Linked DNA regions of Homo sapiens: region 1 is linked to region 2. The links are chromatin contacts, found by Hi-C or POLR2A ChIA-PET in ENCODE. All regions are on one chromosome and are shown on one strand. The core of a region is the stretch at or near the end of the contact, and the rest is flanking DNA. Distances in the headings are between cores, read along the strand shown. Region 1 overlaps SGF29 (SAGA complex associated factor 29). Region 2 holds the start of CLN3 (CLN3 lysosomal/endosomal transmembrane protein, battenin).

What was found. Hi-C counts contacts between places; a loop is a spot of excess contacts on that map. ChIA-PET counts read pairs that join two places held with the same protein, here RNA polymerase II (POLR2A). Pooled maps may share reads with other maps.
Region 1: a pooled map shows a loop between it and region 2 (1.9-fold over the local background). The contact joins the enhancer-like site here to the promoter of CLN3 in region 2. A Hi-C loop is called at or near these places in 1 of 50 pooled maps. POLR2A ChIA-PET finds 5 or more read pairs at or near these places in 6 of 52 experiments (H1, Panc1, WTC11 and 1 more).

What each region holds. Positions count from the first base shown.
Region 1 is chr16:28,568,227-28,575,440 of GRCh38, forward strand. The region is part of intron 1 of SGF29 (SAGA complex associated factor 29); the gene reads left to right. Among named protein-coding and RNA genes, the nearest start is that of SGF29, 18 kb to the left of the region's middle. Within about 2 kb of position 5,116, at least 7 of the 41 ENCODE cell types and tissues checked have a DNase peak (open chromatin) inside an H3K27ac peak, as active enhancers do.
Region 2 is chr16:28,490,033-28,497,511 of GRCh38, forward strand. It overlaps CLN3 (CLN3 lysosomal/endosomal transmembrane protein, battenin), which reads right to left and starts at 2,042. Exons shown (of 16, transcript NM_001042432.2): 1 at 1,988-2,042; 2 at 1,682-1,803; 3 at 1,450-1,528. The coding sequence starts at 1,727. It overlaps APOBR (apolipoprotein B receptor), which reads left to right and starts at 4,611. Exons shown (of 4, transcript NM_018690.4): 1 at 4,611-4,706; 2 at 5,067-7,479. The coding sequence starts at 4,650. RefSeq lists enhancers at 1,924-2,713, 2,053-2,252.

The DNA of each region.
Region 1 (7,214 bases), core at 3,866-6,365, 81 kb after region 2:
TGCTTGAATCCGGGAGGTGGAGGTTGCAGTGAGCCAAGATCATGCCATTGCACTCTAGCCTGGGCAGCAAGAGCAAAACTCCATCTCAAAAAAAAAAAAAAAAAAAAAAAAGTTGTTTGACAGGAATTCTCGTTGATTTACAGAGATAACATGAATTAGTGACTGGCTATACATTGTTGAACTATAGGATATGAGAAATTACAGAAAATGCCAGTGTATGACATTGTATAGCTACTTTGCATGAGTTAGTTTAGAGCTCACATAGCAAGTGGCTTCATGAGGTGATTGATTATTTAGCTTAAGTGTGGAGTGAGACATGACTGCTGTTGCATCTCATTGCTTCTCTGGGCTTGATAATTAAGGGGTGGTTGGGGGGGGCTCACATTCTTCAGATTAAAGGTTTCTTGGCCAGGAGCAGTGGCTCACGCCTGTAATGCCAGCACTTTGGGAGGCCGAGGGGGATGGATCACGAGGTCAAGAGATCGAGACCATCCTGGCCAACATGGTGAAACCCTGTCTGTACTAAAAATACAAAAATTAGCGGGGCATGGTGGTTTGTGCCTGCAATCTCAGCTACTTGGGAGGCTGAGGCAGGAGAATCGCTTGAACCCGGGAGGCAGAGGTTGTGGTGAGCTGAGATTGTGCCACTGCACTCCAGCCTGATGACAGAGTAAGACTCCATCTCAAAAAAAGAAAAAAAAAAAATACAAAATTAGACGGGCGTGGTGGCGTGTGCCTGTAATCCCAGCTACTTGGGAGGCTGAGGCAGGAGAATCGCTTGAACCTGGGAGGCGAAGTTTGCAGTGAGCCGAGATCACACCATTACACTCCAGCCTGGGCAACAAGAGCGAAACTCTGTCTCAAAATAAATAAATAAAGTAAAAGAAAGAAAGAAATAAAAATAAAAGCTTCTTTTCTTTCTTATGTCCTAGTGTTTTGTGGGAGAACTTAAGAGTGATGAAATAGAATATTTGGTGGATGAAGTCACTGAACAAAGTGGTGAGGGGGTGGCATGGCTTCTCTTGACGGCTTATAGTAAAATGTGAGAAGAGAGAAACAAACTAAATACAGAATTTAAAGCCAAAAGGAAAGCAGAACTTAAGCATTTGGAAGATTCTCAGCATGGCCACGTTGTAAAGAATGAAAAAGTAGGCTGGGCACAATGGCTTACGCCTGTAATCCTAGCACTTTAGGAGGTTGAGGCAGGTGGATCACTTGAGCTCAGGAGTTCAAGACCAGCCTGGGCAACATGGTGCAACCCTGTCTCTACAAAAAATTAGCCGGGCATGGTGGCATGTGCCTGTGGTCCCAGCTTCTCAAGAGGCTGAGGTGGGAGGATCACTTGAACCTGGGAGATTGAGGCTGCAGTGAGCTGAAATTGCACCAGTGCACTCCAGCCTGGGTGACAGAGCGAGAGCCTGTCTCAAAAAGAAAAAAAAAGAATAAATGTATTTGGAGAGAATATGAAAGGTGTGGCCAAGCCATCCTTTGATAAGGAGACTAGTATGGATGTGGAAGCCAGGTACTAATCAAGACAATGGAAGGATGACCCCGAAGGCATGTGGGGGCTGTCACCCCCATCACAGGCCCAGAAGGCCCAGGGTGTTGGGGGCAGAACCATTTCAAGGCTCTGTTCCTAGCATTCTGGGGCAGTGCTCCTTGGCAGCCCGAGGTAGTTTGGCAGCATCCACATGGCGCTGTCTTTGCTGGTGCACAGAATACACAAGCTGTAGGGGCATGGCTACCCCCACCTAGATTGTAAAGGATGCCCTGAAGAGCCTTGGGCCCAGGCAGAGAACTGACACAGGGTAAGGCCCCTGCAGAAAGTCCCCATTAGGGCATTGCCTAGCAGAGCTATGGGGGTAGGGTTGCCTCTGAGACCCCAGACTGGTAGAGCCACCAGTGTGCAACTCCAGCCTGGGAGAGCCACAGGCATGCAACTCCAACAAGTGAGGGCTGTTGCATGGGCTGTGCCCAGCAAACCTGTACAGGCAGGGCTGCCCAGAGCCCAGCAACATGTCCCTGCCAGTGTGTCCAGAAGGTAGGAGGACATAGAGTTGAAGAAGGTTGTTCAGAAACCTTGAGATTGAATGGGGTTTGCTCTGTTGGGTTTTGGACTTACCTGGGACCTATTACCCCTTTCTTCTTTGTTGTTTCTCTCTTTTAGAATGTCTGTCCTATGCCTGTCCCACCGTTGTATTTTACAAGCACATAACACGTTTGATTTCACAGGCTCACAGATGGTGGGGAATTTGCCCCAGGATGAATTGTACTTTGAGTCTCACCCATACCTGATTGATTGATTGATTTTTTTAAATTTTATTTATTTATTTATTTATTTATTTATTTATTTATTTATTTATTTAGCGAGAGAGTGAGCCTCACTCTGTCACCCAGGCTGGAGTGCACTGGTGGGATCTCGGCTCACTGCAACCTCTGCCTCCCAGGTTTAAGTGATTCTCCTGCCTCAGCTTCCTGAGTAGCTGAATTACAGGTGCCTGCCATCATGCCCAGCTAATTTTTGTATTTTTAGTAGAGACAGGGTTTCACCATGTTGGCCAGGCTGGTCTTGAACTCCTGACCTCAAGTGATTCGCCCACCTTGGTTTCCCAGAGTGTGGGATTACAGGCATGATACACCACACCCAGCCACCCATATCTGATTTAGATGATAGATGAGACTCTGGACTTTAGACTTTTGAGTTGATGCTAGAATGAGTTTCTATTTGGGGCCATTGGGGTGGACTGAATGTATTTTGCAAGTAAAAAGGACATGACTTTTGGGGGTTCAGGAGCCAAATGCTGTGGTCTGAGTGTTTGTGTTCCCCTAAAATTCATATGTTGAAACTTGATCCCCAACATGGTGGGGCCTTTGGGAAGTGATTAGGCTGTGAGGATTCCACTCTCAAGAATGGGGTTAGCGCCCTTATGAAAGAGGCCTGAGGGACTTGTGTTGCCCCTTCTGCCATGTTGAGAATGCAGTGAGAAGGCACCATCTTTGAAGCGGAGAGCGATGCCGAATCTACTGGGGCCTGGATCTTGTACTTTCCGGCCTTCAGAACTGTGAGCAATAAATTTCTGTTGTTGGCCAGGCATGGTGGCTCACGCCTGTAATCTCAGCACATTGGGAAGCCGAGGCAGGTGGATCACCTGAGGTCAGGAGTTCGAGACCAGCCTGGCCAACAAAGCAAAACCCCGTCTCTACTAAAAATACAAAATTAGCTGGGCGTGGTGGCAGACACCTGTAATCCCAGCTACTTGGGAGGTTGAGGCAGGAGAATCGCTTGAACCAGGGAGGTGGAAGTTTCAGTGAGCCAAGATCACGCCACTGCACTCCAGCCTGGCGACAGAACTAGACTCCGCCTTAAAAAAAAAAAAAAAAAAGATTCTGAATCTTTGGGAAGCCCTCTGGGCTGGGGATCGATTTGGGAGTCAGTACCATGTGGTTCATAGTTGACGCGGTAGCTTGCAGAAGCCAAGGAAAGCCTACGCTTTCAAAAAAAGTTTGGAAGAGTCAATGTAAGGAAATCCAAAGTGGACCTAACTGTGGAGATGGGGGTCAGGGAAGGAGAGAGCTGGGGTGTGAAGTAGTGAAAATTAGAAAAGTGCCTGCTAAGTCCCTGACGCTACTAATGAGTGGTGATTGATTGATGAAAGCAGAGATTTCCGTTCTTGCCTGAGAGCTTCTAGTCTGTTGGGGAAGAAAAGATACACCAATAGCAGCTGGCTAGAAGGCCAGTTTCTTCTTTTTTTATTTTTATTTTTATTTTTTGAGACGGAGTCTCGCACTGTTGCCCGGACTGGAGTGCAGTGGCACAATCTCGGCTCACTGCAAGCTCTGCCTCCCGGGTTCACGCCATTCTGCCTCAGCCTCCCGAGTAGCTGGGACCACAGGCACCCACCACCACGCCCGGCTAATTTTTAGTATTTTTAGTGGAGATGGGGTTTCACTGTGTTAGCCAGGATTGTCTCAATCTCCTGACCTTGTGATCCACCTGCCTCAGCCTCCCTAAGTGCTGGGATTACAGGCGTGAGCCACTGCGCCCGGCCCTTTTGTATTTTTCTTGAGACGGAGCTCTTGTTGCCCAGGCTGGAGTGCAGTGGCACGATCTCGGCTCACTGCAACATCCGCCTGCTGGGTTCAAGCAGCTCTCCTGCCTCAGCCTCCGAGTAGCTGGGATTACAGGCACCGGCCACCACGCCTGGCTAACTTTTGTATTTTCAGTAGATACAGGGTTTCACCATGTTGGCCAGGCTGGTCTCAAACTCCTGACCTCAGGTAATCCGCCTGCCTCGGCTTCCCAAAGTGCTGGTATTACAGGCGTGAGCCACTGCGCCCGGTAGAAGGCCAGTTTCTAAAGGCGTGTTGCAGAGTCCATGTCAGTTCTAGGAAGAATCAAGCAAGAGAAAAGTGTGCTTCTTTAGGACTGGTCAGGCAAGCGCAGCCTTGAGCCAGAAGGGAAAGGGCTTTGCAGGTAGGAGTGGGCAGGCAGCAAGATCGTGTGTCTGAGACAGTGTAGAGGGAACAGGCCAGAAGGAATGTCAGCTGAGCCGGGGAGGTGTCGCTGGGTATGATCCAGTGCTAGAGCCTGTCTCTCGCTGCGCCTGCCTCCTCTCACACAGCCCCCTCTTCTGTCCCTGGCTTCTCAGCATGAAACTCCCCCCAGCCACGTGTTCACATTCCTCCGTGTCACTTTCCTCCATTCAGCACCCCCCATACCCCTTCTTGCTCGCTGGCCTCCCAGCTGTACTCCCAGACAGAGTAACCTACATTTGCTTCCTGCATTTGCCTCCCCCTCCTGTGTGTTGGCTTCTGTCTCTTCCACGGAAAATGTTTTCCCCAAGGTCCTCAGTGACTTCCTCAGCTTTGGGAGACCCCTCTGAGTCCTCTTCTGTGGCATTTGGTGCTGTTTATCATCCCTTCTGTGACTTTCTTTTGACGGATGTACAGATTGGGAGATGGCACTACACAGCTGGGAAGTGGGGGTGAGGACCTGGGGGGGTGTAAGAGATAGCCAGGCTCCAGCCCAGAGGAGGAGCTGGAGGTGGGTGGCCGGCGAACTGCCAGGAGGGAGGCCCTGAAGCCAGAGGAGAAGGGAGTAGCATCATGTCAAGATCAGTAGGCCACATCGGAAGCAGCAGAGAGGGCCCTCACGCTTCCCCTGCAGGGGCTGTTGACTCTCTTGATGAGAGACTGATGAGGACAGAGCTAGAGAAGTGGGTTGGAAAGTGAAGTGGGGACAAGGAAGCAGCACCGGATCCCTGCACAATTTAGGGAAGAAGTTTTGCCGTGAAGAGGAACAGAGGTGGGGGCCTCTAAAGGGGTTTGGAAGCTCTTTTGTGTTTTTTCAGGATGAACTCTCCTCAATCATGCTTGTTCACTGGTAGAGGAGAAAGGATTCGCTGACAGTCGGAGGGGAGATGGAGTTCAGAACACAAATGAAGACTGTTTTTCCCTCTTTAGGGTGAAGGCAGAGGTGACAGGCATTGCTATACAGAGCTTGTAGTTTTGATGGTGGGCATAAAGTCTCTGGCTTCCCTTCCGAGTGAAGTAGGAACCTCAGATATCAGCTAATAGGACCCAGGCCTGGGTCTGAGGGCAGTATCAAGGATATTGAGGAGAGAGGAGGTTTGAAGTGTGCTAAGGGAAGGCTAACCAGATGACTTGGCCACGTGGTTGCAGCACCTCTCGCTGTTTGTGACAGTGCTGTGTAAAGTAAAACCCCCTGTCCAGTGGTGGGGCTGTTAATAGGGCTCAGGTGCGGGCATGTGCAAGGCGGGCCATTGGTTTTGTTACGGGTGGAAGGTATCTGAGTTACCAGCAGCAAATCTGTACGGGTTTGCAGCAATCTCACTTCTTGCCTGTTAAGAATTCGACTTGGGCACAAGGCAGGAAAAGACCGAGGCAAGTTTCAGAGCAGGAGTGGAAGTTCATTAAGAAGCTTTGGAACAGGAAAGAAAGGAGAAGTACACTTGAAGGAGACCCACGTGGGTGCTGAGGTCCAGTGCGGTGTTTAACCTTGATCCTAGGACATTCTAGGACCAAGGCTGGCCCTTTTCCCATGATTCTTCCCTCACGGCGAGCTGCCCGCATGCACAGTGTGCTCCTTACCCTTGGGAGGTGGGCACATACACAGTGTGTAGGAAGTTGTACGGATGCCCATCTGAGGCTTTCTTCACTGTTCTGGTGATGTGCCCTGGGAGGCCATGCTCTGCCATTTGGTCTCTTAATGTGCATGCTCAGGAAGGTGCGTCTCCTTGGTGTCTGCATTCAATTAACACTTCAGTGCATCAAGTGTGGACCGTCAGGAAATGGCCTCTCCCTGGCACCTAGTGGGTGGGGGAGAGCCCTCTCCTGCCCTGCTCCTGCCTGTCCAACTCCCTATAACAGTTTCAGCCAGGATTCCTGCTTTAGCAGGAGAGAATAACCCTTTCTATGCCAAGCCACACCTTCCCTGATCTGGCCACTGAGCTTGCATCTTCTGTCCACACCTTCACTTTCTTTGTTATGGCTCACTGGGGTTCTTTCCTTTTTCCTCACTTAGCAGATAGTCTCTAGCCTCATCAGTTCCCAAGACTTTAGCAACAGCCTGCATGCTGATCATGCTCAGATTTATCCACTTCCAATCTGTGATCTAAACTCCACTTTTATTCTTTTGTGTGGTTTTAACTAATGCAACTAGGGAGACTAAAGCAACTTCATCCTGTATTCTAATTCACCGTGTTCACTTCTGATTAATTCCAGTTCTGGAAAGGACTCCAAGATTTCCAGTTTGTCTATTGTTCCTTGTGTAAGAGTACATACTTACCATAAATCCTGCCATGGGGTCACACCATCTTGATGTTATCATACTTCAGTTGTCCAGTGCATCCCTTCTGAACCACCCTTTCCCTATGGTATACAAGCCCTGGGGGTACTGGCACCAGGATCCACCATCTGGCTTCACCACCACCTGAGACACAGATGTAGCTTCTGTTCCTAGGTCTCTAAATGTTTCTAAGGGGATATGTTCTTCTCTATATGACAATGCATTGTGTAAAGCTGTGGTGGTAAAAACAGTGTCGTACATGTGGGACAACACAGATCAATATCACAAGCAGCTAAAAGAAAAAGAAATTGGTCTTCATAAAAATTAAAAACATGTGCTTCCAAGGACACAACTCAAGACAACTGGCTGGACACGGTGGCTCACACCTATAAGCCCAGCACTTTGG
Region 2 (7,479 bases), core at 792-3,291:
GGCTACAAGAGCGAGACTCTATCTCAAAAAAAAAAAAAAAAAAGGAGAGTGGTCACAGAGAGTTTCTGGGAGAGGCCTTGGAGGCTGGAAGTGAATCCAAGTCTGTGATCCCAAAGCCCCTATGTCAGGGCGGGGCACGGTGGCTCACGCCTGTAATCCCAGCACTTTGGGAAGTGGAGGCAAGCGGATCACCTAAGGTCAGGAGTTCTAGACCAGCCTGACCAACATGGTGAAATCCTGTCTTTACTAAAAATACAAAAAATTAGCTGTGTCTGGTGGCACGCACCTGTAATCCCAGCTACTCGGGGAGCTGAGACAGGAGAATAGCTTGAACCTTGGAGGTGGAGGTTTCAGTGAGCCGAGATTGTGCCACTGCTCTCCAGCCTGGGTGATAGAGTGAGACTCTGTCTCAAAAATAAAATAAAATTAAAAAAAAAAAAAAAAAAAGCTGGGCGCGGTGGCTCACACCTGTAATCCCAGCACTTTGGGAGGCCGAGGCGGGCGGATCACGAGGTCAGGAGATCGAGACCATCCTGGATAACGCGGTGAAACCCCATCTCTACTAAAAATACAAAAAAATAGCCGGGCGTGGTGGCAGGCGCCTGTAGTCTCAGCTACTCCGGAGGCTGAGGCAAAAGAATGGTGTGAACCTGGGAGGCGGAGTTTGCAGTGAGCCGAGATTGCGCCACTGCACTCCAGCCTGGAGGACAGAGAGAGACTCCGTCTCAAAAAAAAAAAAAAAAAAAAAGGTTCAGGCCCGGCATGGTGGCTCATGCTTGTAATCTCAGCACTTTGGAAGGTTGAGGTAGGAGGATCACTTGAGGCCACGAGTTTGAGACCAGCCCAGGTCCCATAGTGAGACCCCCATCTCTATAAAAAAATATAAAAATTAGGCAGATGCGGTGGTGCACACCTGTAGCCACACCTACTTGGAGGCTGAGGTGGGAGAATCACTTGAGCCCAGGAGTTCCAGGCTGCAGGGAGCTGTGATTGCACTACTGCATTCCAACCTGGGAAACAGAGCAAGACCCTGTCTCAAAAAGAAAAAAAAATAAGATAAAATAAAATAAATTAAAAAAATAAAAAAGTTTTAGTAGTGATGCATTTATTTAAACGTTCACTAGGAAAACGCTGGTTTTCCAAGTGGAGTCGTGATTTAAAGTTTTCTTTTTAAAAATATGTGCACTAAAAAACGTTAAGGCTGAATTGGCTGGAAGAAAAAAGTAAATAATCCTACAGGTGGTAGGTATGAGGATCTTGCTAAATCCGGAAGGTGATAAGGAGTGAAGTTTGGAAATTTTACATGCTGCCCCTGGGGCAAACCAGTGGATTCAGTAAATATTTGTGGGTTCAGCTCCTTTGCGCAGCTTAACTCTTTCTTCCCCCTTTCCTCCGGTCACTTCCCTCTTCTCATGCCATTGTCACTCGCTGAAGTCTCAGGCCACTCACCAGAAGCCCACCGCGTTCTTCCAATGCGCGCCCTGATGGTCCAACAGAGGGAGCCGGGGCTCCGGGACGGTCTCCTCCCCTGGGAGAGCGAGAAGAGGGCATGACCCCCACCTACTCTCAGGTGCACGACCGCTCCTTGCGTGTCCTCCCGGGGCCGAGTCAGCTCTCATTCCCCTCAGGTGGGCTGCGAGCCAGAGGTGGTCGTTCCATGAGGGTGGGCGGGAATACTCACCCTCGGAATCCGAAAAGCGCCGCCGCGAGCCTGCACAGCCTCCCATCGCATCAAGTTCAGGTCCCCCGAGGGTCCAGGGTCATAGAGTGTCCAAAGGGGGCTCCCACGGGAGGGATGAGGGTCTGCGACAGGTGACAAGGATCAACGCCCGATTGCCGGTCCCAGCTCCGGCTTGTCTAGGGCACTCGCGCCCCGCGATCCATCAAGGAAGCTGGGGGCTCCATCTCGAGCGCCCTACGACCCACCACGCCCCACCCATCGTACTCTCCCCCGCCCCGTCTACAGCAGGGACCCTGAGGCCTGTACCTTTAAGAGCAGCAGAATGTTCTGCACTATGCAGAGGCCGTTTGTCGGATCACGTGACAGCACCCGCGTGTTCCCCCATCACGTGCTCAGAGGTTTTCCCTACTTCCGGGTCCTCTCTGTCTTCGCTTTGGGCCTTCTCGGCTTCGGAGCGTGAAAAAGGGAGGGGCTGGAGAACCCTGGAACCGCAGGTTTTAAACTGGAGCGGGTGGGAGCAGCAAGCAGAGCCGTGACCTTAGATCAGTGGCGCCCAAGACCGAGACAGTAGCCTGCCAGCACCAGTTATGACTGTGGGAGGCTTCAGCTCCTTTCCTTCAGCACTCACTTGCCAGAAACAAATATGGCCACCTGCCTACTCCCTTTTTTTTTTTTTTTTTTTTGAGGCAGGACTGTTTCTGGTTGCGAACAAAGACGACCAGCTTCAGGTCATTCTTATCCCCATCTGTTGACCTTACAAATTGTTTTAGAGACCTAAGTAAACATAACACTCATCTAAAGGGATTTCGTGAATGATCTATTGGCAGTATCCAAGATGTTAAGAGATCCCTATTTCCAAATTATCCTAGAACCAAAAAATATCACAGCACTTCAACCCCTGGTGTTACAGATGAGAAAACCAAGGTACAAATATATATATATATATATATAACAAAATTAGCCGGGCATGGTGGCGCATTCCTGTAGTCACAGGTACCTTGGAAGCTGAGGTGGGAGGATCACTTGTGCCCAGGAGGTTGAAGCTACAGTGAGCTATGATCACGCCACTGCACTCCAGCCTGGGTGACAGAGTGAGATCCTGTCTCAAAAAAAGAAAAAGTAAAAAATAAAATAAAAAAAATATATGTATATGAAAAAAATTGGAAAGTTGCTGACAATCATTCATACAATGTTAGACCTAAAGGTGACCTTAGAGACCTGTATGGTGATAAGAAATAGAGCACCAGAGGCAGGGAGCCATTGGGTTGGCTCCAGGCTGCTGCAGGATTCCTGCCTCCATCAAAGGTGGTGCTTAGACCAGATTTTTTTTTTTTTTTTGACAGGGTTTTGCTCTGTTGCCCAGGCTGGAGTGCAGTGGCAGGATCTTGGTTTGCTGCAACCTTGACCTCCCAGGCTCAGGTGATCCTCCCACCTCAGCCTCCCGAGTAGCTGGGACAGCAGGTGCGCACCACTGTGCCCAGCTAATTTTTGTGTTTTTTGTAGAGACTGGATTTTGCCACGTTGCCCAGGGTGGCCTCAAACTCCTGAGCTCAAGCAATCCACCTGCCTTGGCTTCCCAAAGTGCTAGGACTACAGGCGTGAGCCACTGCACCTGGCCAGACTAAATGATTTTAAGGCCTAAGATTCTGATGCTGTGATTTCATAGAATTGCCCTAATTGGAATAGGAAAGTGGGGCTGGGGAGGGGAGAAGGAGGGTATGGGGAAGAGAAGTAGAGCAAGGTCACTTTATGTAGTTCCAAATAAGGAATCATACCCTTACCTTCTTCTAGGTGGAAAGCGGCATCCTGCATTCTCTTCTTGTCCTTGGCCTCATCTCTGCTATGGGCTGTGCCACCTCTATATGCTCTTTCTCACCACCAGGCCTTCAGAATGCAGTTGGAAATGTGCCCTCTCGTCTGGGTGTGGTGGCTCATGCCTGTCATCCCAGCACTTTGGGAGGCCAAGGTGGGCAGATCACCTGAGGTCAGGAGTTCGAAACCAGCCTGGCTAACATGGTGAAACCCTGTCTCTACTAAAGATACAAAAATTAACCAGGTGTGGTGGCACGCACCTGTAATCCCAGCTACTCGGGAGGCTGAGGCAGGAGAATCACTTGAACCCAGGAGGCAGAGGTTGCAGTGAGCTGAGACTGCGCCACTACACTCCAGCCTGGGTGACAGAGTGAGACTGTCTCAAAAAAAAAAAGAAAAGAAAAGAAAAGAAATGTGCCCTCTCTAGTGTGCCTCCCAGGTCACTCAGCTGATGGAAAATGGAATCCTACTAACGTGCAGGGCTCTAGAAATTCAGCAGCGTTTCATACATGGCATCTGCCATCAAGGAAGTCACAGGAAGGTGGGAGGCAGACACAGATATCCACAATATAAAGTTTAGCCAAGTTCTTTTTTGCAAGCCTAATCATAGGTGAGGGGATGCACCCCAGAGCCACCAATCCGGCCCCTTCCGCCCCTGGGGGAAGCATTAATGACGCCGAAATGTGTCAGAGCTCCCACCAGCCCCCTCTTCACTGCTACTCTTTCTTCCCAGGCAAAACAGGAACCACAAACCCCAGCTTCCTCTTGCAGAGTGGCTGTGGCTTGTAGGGGAGGCAGAAATGGCTGAGGTGCGGATACGAGACCTGAGTCACTTGAGCTGCTGTTGCCACATGTCCCCTCCCTCTCCCCCTCCCCAGTTCTAAGGTCTCCTGCTCCCACTTTGTCCTTTCTGGCCTCTTGCTTGTCCTTTATTTCCAAATGTGCACCTGAGTCCCCTGTGTGATGTACACCCATTTCCCGGGCTGCAGTGGGGGCTACTGTGGGCATCAGGGGCCGTGGGCAGGGCCTGGGGTGGGGACGCATCAGGGAGACAGGGGAAGAGGAAGTGCCTTTGGTCCTGGGGAAGGTTGGCTTGTCTTGGTGGGTGGGGACGGTCATTATCAGCTTTCTGGACACACAGACAGAGACAGACAGGATGGACTTCCTCCGGCTATACCTCCCTGGGCTGCACCAGGCCTTGAGGGGGGCACTGGTGAGAAGGGCAGACAGCTGCCAGATACTTGCACCCCATTCCCTGGGGCCTCACTTCCGGGCACCTCCCCTGGGGCCTCACCTTTCCCCTCCTCCTTCTGATCTCCTCAAACTGGAGATTGCTTTCTCAGGTTCAGGCAGACTCCTGGCCTAATATTTTCTGAATTTCAGTCCCCACCTCCAACCATGCGTCCTCGTACCCCTAATCGATGCCCCTTCTGGCTCCTTCTGCAAATCCTCTTCTTCTCCTTTCAGATCCCAGTACCCTCTTCCTTAACCTGGGCTCCTCCAGCCAGGGCCCCCAGGGAAAGGGCTGGGACTCTCCTCAATGACTCTCCCCTCTCTCTCTCTTTTTTCCTAGGATTCCCTCGGCACCTTTGTCTCCTACCTCCTGGGAGATGCAGTCCCCACTGTAGAGCGGGAGGCGCAGGCGGCTGAGGAACTGGGGGTGGTGGCGGTGGGAAAGACAGGGAAGATTGTAGAGGAGGAAGCCCAGGAGGACCTGGAGGGCCTTAGAGGCAGCCAAAACGAGGGGGCTGGAAGGCTGAGAGGGCCTGGAGATGACAGAAGACATGAAGTGGGGAGCTCAGCTGTAGAACAGACCTGGGGCTGGGGAGATGGCAGCTCCCATGGGTCCCAAGCAGAGAGGCAGGACAGTGGGGCTGGGGAGACAGCCAAGGCTGCCAGGTGCCAGGAGCCAAGCGCCCACTTGGAGGCCAGAAAGAAATCCAAGGCAGGGTCTGGGGCTTGCCAAGACAGGAGCGGCCAAGCCCAGGAGAGGCAGGAGTCCCATGAGCAGGAAGTGAACAGAGAAGAGAGGCTGAGAAGCTGGGAACAGGAGGAGGAGGAGGAAGAGGTCAGGGCAAGAGAGCCAGGGATGGCCAGAGGGGCGGAGTCAGAGTGGACCTGGCATGGGGAGACGGAGGGGAAGGCTGGTGCTGTTGGGCCAAAGGCGGCAGGGGACAACCGGGAGATGGAGCAGGGGGTCAGGGAGGCAGATGCAGGGGAAACTGAGGAGCCTGGGGCCGAAGGGGCTGGGAAAGGAGAAGAGGTGGTAGTGGTGGAGAAGGCCTGTGAAAGCACTAGGGCATGGGGGACGTGGGGCCCAGGGGCAGAGCCTGAGGACTGGGGAATCTTAGGCAGAGAGGAGGCCAGGACAACCCCAGGTAGGGAAGAGGCCAGGGCAATTTTAGATGGGGAGGAAGCCAGGACAATCTCAGGCGGGGAGGAGGCTGAGACAGCCTCAGGCGGGGAGGAGGCTGAAACAGCCTCAGGCGGGGAGGAGGCCGGGACAGCCTCGGGAGGGGAGGAGGCCGGGATAGCCTCAGGCGGGGAGGCTGGGACAGCCTCAGGAGGGGAGGAGGCCGGGACAGCCTCAGGAGGGGAGGAGGCCGGGACAGCCTCAGGAGGGGACGAGGCCTGGACAACCTCAGGCAAAGAGGAGGCTGACCTGCTGGGAGTCAGACAGACAGAATATGGAGCAGTCCCAGGAGAAAGGCTCCTAGAGGCTACTGGAAAAGTCTGGGTCCTAGAGGAGGAGGGGGATGAGGAGAGAGAGGCTGAGGTGAGCCCTTTCCCCAAACAGCCCCAGGTCCTGGGCACTGAAAGAACAGAAGAGGCTGCTGAGAGCCAGACCGCAGGGAGGGAAGCTGTGGGAGGCCAGGAGGCAGGGGAGAGCTTTGAGGGCCAGGTAGACCTGCGTGGTAAGGAGGCTGAGATGAGGCAGGACTTGGGGATCAGGGCCGACCGGGCCAGGATGGAAGAGCTGGTACAGGCAGAGGAGGCCCAGGAGGAGAGAGGGAGCAGCAGGGATCCAGTGGCTGAGCTGCCCTCAGATGGAGAGGCTGAAGGCACTGCCGACTTGGAGGCAACTCCAGAGGCCAGGCCTGAGGAGGAGCTCACAGGGGAGGAGAGTGAGGCGGCCCAGACTAGCTGTGGCCTACTGGGCGTGGAATGGGGTGGCCTCACACACAGCGTCACCAAAGGCCAAGGACCTGAGCTGATGGGGGGCGCCCAGACCCCAACTAAGCAACCCGAGGAAAGGGAGGCAGGGGAGGTGGAGCTCATGGGAGTTCTGGCCCTGAGCAAAGAGGAGCAGGAGAGGAGCCTGGAGGCAGGTCCCAGGCACGCGGGGTCTGTAAAGCCTGAGGCCTCCGAGGCCTTCCCAGGAGCCTGGGAAAACCGCACGAGAAAGGACATGGAGAGAGGAAATACTCAGGAGGATGCGGCCGATGGCGAGCAGCGGGAGGAGGAGGAGACTGCGGGAGGCCAGACCCTGGCGGCTGAGGCTGAAGGAGACCGAGAGTCTGAACTATCAGAAGTCCCAGAGGCAGGCGGGGAGGGGCTGACAACCCAGGACGCGGGATGTGGAACTGAGGAGGGAGAGGCATCTGTCTCAGAGAACCAGGAGCTGGACGGAAGCACAGGGGCAGACGCAGGGCCTTGCCCGTCACTGGGAGAGGCCTATGCCAGAGAAACTGAGGATGAGGAGGCGGAGGCTGACAGAACATCCAGAAGAGGCTGGAGGCTGCAAGCGGTGGCTGTGGGCCTCCCGGACCGTGAGGATGCACAGACTGGCTCTGTGGCTGCTGGGATTATGGGGGGTGATGTGGTCCCACACATCAGCGCTGCTGGCGCTGGTGAAGCTTTGGAAGGGGTGCTTGGGCAAGGCTGGGACTCGAAAGAAAAGGAAGAGGCAGCAGCAGGAGAGCATGCAGGTGGGCAAGAATTTGGTCTGGAGGGCTCAGCAGAGGAAGAGGTGACTGGCAGAGGCA